2 separate regions of the Homo sapiens genome follow, and region 2 is linked to region 1. A link is a loop called in an ENCODE intact Hi-C map of the cell type or tissue named here. Cell type or tissue: pancreas. All regions are shown on one strand. Region 1 overlaps ARRDC2 (arrestin domain containing 2). Region 2 overlaps IL12RB1 (interleukin 12 receptor subunit beta 1).

Evidence for each region. A loop is a pair of places that touch in the nucleus more often than their neighbours do. Peaks named below come from ENCODE experiments on the same cell type or tissue, not always from the same donor. Only the 100,000 strongest peaks of a DNase experiment are listed, where the experiment ranks them.
Region 2: a loop joins it to region 1, with 3 times the contacts of the local background. A loop is called at or near these places in 108 of 110 quality-filtered maps.

Annotation. Positions count from the first base shown.
Region 1 is chr19:18,009,217-18,011,716 of GRCh38, forward strand. It overlaps ARRDC2 (arrestin domain containing 2), which reads left to right. Exons shown (of 8, transcript NM_015683.2): 4 at 376-478; 5 at 567-823; 6 at 980-1,142; 7 at 1,356-1,513. Among named protein-coding and RNA genes, the nearest start is that of ARRDC2, 2.3 kb to the left of the region's middle. In pancreas, no CTCF peak of the experiment used is centred here; DNase peaks (open chromatin) are centred at 489 and 1,163; H3K4me3 peaks cover 74 bases; H3K27ac peaks cover 387 bases.
Region 2 is chr19:18,061,173-18,063,672 of GRCh38, forward strand. IL12RB1 (interleukin 12 receptor subunit beta 1) reads right to left here. Exons shown (of 17, transcript NM_005535.3): 14 at 1,009-1,105; 15 at 1-25. Among named protein-coding and RNA genes, the nearest start is that of IL12RB1, 25 kb to the right of the region's middle. In pancreas, no CTCF peak of the experiment used is centred here; no DNase peak of the experiment used is centred here.

The sequences.
Region 1 (2,500 bases):
GGGCCCTGGCAGGGAGGGAGGCAGGTGTGGGAATGCGTGTGGAATCCACTGGGATCTGCACCCATTTGCCGTGTGACTCTGGGCAAGTGTCTTGAAGCCCTCTCTGAGCCTCAGATGCCTCTTCTGTGAAATAGACCAGAGCTAGGGCTTACCAAGTGTGAATTACACACCAAACACTTGGCTTATACATTTCATTTCTGGCTTTATAAGATGGGTTGTGTTCCTGGCTCTATTTAACGGATAGTTCCTGGATTGTTAAAAAGAAACCAAGCCCTGCCCAAAGTCCTCCCTCAGCTGGGGGTGGTTTGGAAGCTCCACAGCGACTGTGGTTTGCACAAAGTGACTCATCCATGTCACTTTCCTCTACACCGACAGGCACCTCAAGCGGGGGCTCGGGAAAAGGTTGCCCGATCCTGGTACTGTAACCGTGGCCTAGTCTCCCTTTCGGCCAAGATCGACCGCAAGGGCTACACCCCAGGTAGCAGGCGGACCGGACTGGGTTGGGACGGGGGCTGGTGTTGGGGTTGCAGGAGGGGAAACTGAGGCCCCACTGCTCCTTGCTGCAGGAGAGGTCATCCCTGTCTTTGCCGAGATCGACAACGGCTCCACACGTCCTGTGCTGCCTCGGGCAGCCGTGGTGCAGACACAGACGTTCATGGCCCGAGGCGCCCGAAAGCAGAAACGGGCAGTGGTGGCCAGCCTCGCGGGCGAGCCGGTGGGCCCCGGGCAGCGGGCGCTGTGGCAGGGCCGGGCACTGCGGATCCCCCCAGTGGGTCCTTCCATCCTGCACTGCCGCGTTCTACACGTGGACTACGCACTCAAGGTAGGGCATCCTGCTGGCCCTGGGGGACAGTGCCTACATTCACCCTGTATTCCCTCAGACTGGGGGAAGCTGAGGCCTCAGTCTCCCCAGGCATAGGAGGGAGGTGGGGGTTGGGGAGGCTGCCTGGGCACCCTCCCTTATGGTTCCTTCCTCCAGGTCTGTGTGGATATCCCAGGAACGTCCAAGCTGCTGCTGGAGCTGCCACTGGTGATCGGCACCATTCCCTTGCACCCTTTTGGCAGCCGTTCCTCCAGCGTGGGCAGCCACGCCAGCTTCCTGCTGGACTGGAGGCTGGGGGCCTTGCCGGAGCGGCCTGAGGGTAAGCTCCCACCCTGCTTGCATGCAGAGGGTGGGTGGATACACGGAGAGGTGGATGCCGGGTCAACTCTCTCACCACGAGTCCCCCGGAATCCCAACCAAAGGACATACAGCCTGGCAGCCCCAGAGCTGGCACAAGCCAGCTCCTGGCCCCTGGTCCCTTGGAGCAGGGCTCTCTCCTGCCAACCTCACCCACCCTGTCTCTCGCTTCCAGCTCCTCCTGAGTACTCGGAGGTGGTAGCCGACACTGAGGAGGCAGCCTTGGGGCAGAGCCCCTTCCCGCTTCCGCAGGACCCCGACATGAGCCTTGAAGGCCCGTTCTTCGCCTACATCCAAGAGTTCCGCTACCGCCCGCCACCCCTGTACTCTGAGGTGAGCTCAGGGGTCTGAGAACCACCCATGCCTCTCTGGGCCCTGGGAGCCTTGATGGGGTGGCAGACATAGTAGATGGGTTTTTTTTGTTTTTTTGTTTTTTTAGACAGGGTCTTGCTCTGTCACCCAGGCTGGAGTGCAGTGGCATAATCATAGCTCACTGCAGCCTCGACCTCCCGGGCTCAAGCAATCCTTTCGCCTCAGCCTCTTGAGTAGCTGGGACTACAGGCACACGCCACCACATCCTGCTAATTTTTGTGTTTTGTTTTGTTTTGCTTTGCTTTTTGAGATGGAGTTTCAGTCTTGTCACCCAGGCTGGAGTGCAATGGTGCGATCTCAGCTCACTTCAACTTCCGCATCCCTGGTAGAGCGATTCTCCTGCCTCAGCCTTCCGAGTAGCTGGGATTACAGGTGTTAGCCACCACACGTGGCTAATTTTTGTATTTTTAGTAGAGACGGGGTTTCACCATGTTGGTCAGGCTGGTCTTGAACTCCTGACCTCAGGTGATGGCCTGCCTCGGCATCCCAAAGTGCTGGGATTATATGCGTGAGCTACCACGCCCGGCCAATTTTTGTATTTTTTGTAGAAATGTGGTCTCACTGTGTTGCCCAGGCTGGTCTTGAACTCCTGGGCTCAAATGATCCTCCCATCTTGGCCTCCCCAAAGTGCTGGGATTACAGGCGTCAGCCACTGTGCCCGGCTGGCAGAGGATTTTAATTGTTGACAGAATTTCGCTACATACAGTCGGCCCTCTGCGTTAGCTGGTTTGGAATCTGCAGATTCAACCAAACATGGGTCAGAGACATTTGAAAAATAAATACATACATGGATAATACAGATTAAAAATATGATAGGCTGGGTGCGGTGGCTCATGCCTGTAATCCCAGCACTTTGAGAGGCCAAGATGGGAGGACTGCTTGAGGCCAGAAGTATAAGACCAACCTGGGTAACATAGCAAGACCCCCATCTCTACTGCAAATAATACA
Region 2 (2,500 bases), 52 kb after region 1:
CGGCGGGCACAGGTGCCGTGCGGCCCTGGGGAGGAAAGGGGACCAGTGAGAGGAGCTGAGGTTTTTTTTTTTTTTGGAGACGGAGTCTTGCTCTGTTGCCCAGGCTGGAGTGCAGTGGCGCGATCTCGGCTCACTGCAACCTCTGCCTCCTGGGTTCAATCGATTCTCCTGACTCAGCCTCCTGAGTAGCTGAGATTACAAACGTGTGCCACCACACCCGGCTAATTTTTGTAGTTTTGGTAGAGAGAGGTTTCGCCATGTTGGCCAGGCTGGTGTCCAACTCCTGGCCTAAAGCGATCTGCCTGCCTCAGCCTCCCAAAGTGCTGGGATTACAGGAGTGAGCCACCGTGCCCGGCTTGAAAGCAGCTTTCAATCAGACATGCCCACCAGTGTCACCGCCCCTTTCCATGGGAATGACCAAGGACCCAAAAGTTACTATCCCTTCCCTAGAAATTTCTGCATAGGATCACCTGAGGTCAGGAGTTCAAGACCAGCCTGGCCAACATGGTGAAACCCTATCTCTACTGAAAATACAAAATAAATAGCTGGGTGTGATGGCACGCACCTGTAGTCCCAGCTACTTGGGAGGCTGAGACAGGAGAATGGCTTGAACCCGGGAGGGGGAGGTTGCAATAAGCCAAGATCGTGCCACTGCACTCTAGCCTGGGTAACAGAGTAAGACTCCATCTCAAAAAAGAAAAAAAAAAGAAAGAAATTTTGCATAAACTGCCCCCCTTAATCTGCATGCAATTAAAAGTAAGTATAAATCTGACTGCAAAACCGCTCTCAGCGGCTACTCTCCGCCTACAGGGAAGCCCTGCTCTGCAGAGGCAGTCACGGAGCTATAACTGCTGCTTCAATAAAGCTGTTTTCTTCTACCTCTGGCTTGCCCTTGAATTATTTCCTGGGCAAAGCCAAGGACCCAATCTGCGGGCTAAGCTCCACTTTAGGGCTCCCCTGCCCAGCATCATTACCATCGCTATGGTAACGGTAAGAGGTGTCAGTTACCTGTTCAGGCCAAGGTAGCCAAGGACGCCCACGAGAAGGATGCTCAGGAAGCTCCCCAGGGAGGCGAAGAAGATGAGCCAATCAGAAACCTGCACTTCTGAGGTGGGAGAGCGTGGGTTGGCAGAGGGCTACCTCCTGCCTCTTCCTCAGGGAAGGAGCTAGGAGGGCCTGGTTTCTCCATGAACTTGCTGCTGATCCTGGTGCACATGCCACGGGCTTCTCACTGGGAGACCACAGAACCCACCTGCCCGGTAGCTGTCAAGAAATAAAGGCCTGGCATGCAGGAAGTGTTCAAGACTCTGTAATTCCAGGCCGGGCACAGTGACTCATGACTGTTATCCCAGCACTTTGGGAGGCCAACGTGGGCTGATCACCTGAGGTCAGGAGTTCGAGACCAGCCTGACCAATATGATGAAACCTGTCTCTACTAAAAACACAAAAATTAGCTGGGCGTGGTGGTGTGCGCCGGTAATCCCAGCTACTTGGGAGGGTGAGACAGAAGAATCGCTTGAACTCGGGAGGCGGAGGTTGCAGTGAGCCGAGATCGCATCATTGCATTCCAGCCTCGGCAATAAGAGGGAAAATCTGTCTCAAAAAGATAAAAAAAGACTCTGTAATTCCAGGAGCCTGCACATAGGGCACATGTGGCTGCCCCTGGACCCAGGCCTGCCTGCCCCCCACCAACCCTGACTCTTTTGTTCTCTGGGTTCCAGTTGGTTCTCTTGGAACTGAAAGGACACCGTGGCATGAACAGGGATCATTTGATCTCTGAATCTCTTATAACCATGCACCCGACAACAGAGCCTGTGTTGTTCTCTTCCTCCTCCTCCTCCTCCTCCTCCCTCTTCTTCTATTCCTCTTCCTCTTCTTCTTCTTTCTTCTCCTTCTTCTTCTTCTATTTTTTTTTTTTTTTTTTTTTTTTTTTTTTTTTTTGAGACAGGGTCTTGCTCCGTCGCCCAGGCCAGAGTGCAGTGGTGCAGTCACGGCTCACTGCAACCTTGAACTCCTGGTCTCAAGCCATCCTCCCACCTCAGCCTCCTGAGCAGCTGAGACTACAGGTGTGCACCACCACACCCCACTATTTTAAAAATATTTTTTGTAGAGATGAGGTCTCACCATGTTGCCCAGGCTGGTCTTGAACTCCTCGGCTCAAGCAATCCTCCAGCCTCAGCCTCCCAAAGTGCTGGGATTACAGGTGTGAGCCACCACACCGGGTTTTGCCTGTGTCCTCCTTATTTTTGCATTCATTTATTTGTCGCTCAATGAACAGATTCCTGCATCTTCCTCCTCCCCAAGAGCCCCCAGATACCTTGACACATCTACCCCAACCCCGCAGTGTCAGACCAGGGAGAAGGGACAGTTGTAAACAAGGGCATGGCCAGAAGGAGGCAGAGAAGTCTTGCTGGAGGAGGGAACTTTTGAGCTGAGTTTTGAAGGACGAATAGGAGTTGGACCGTGTGGAAAACAAACATTCCAGGCAGGAGGCAGGGAA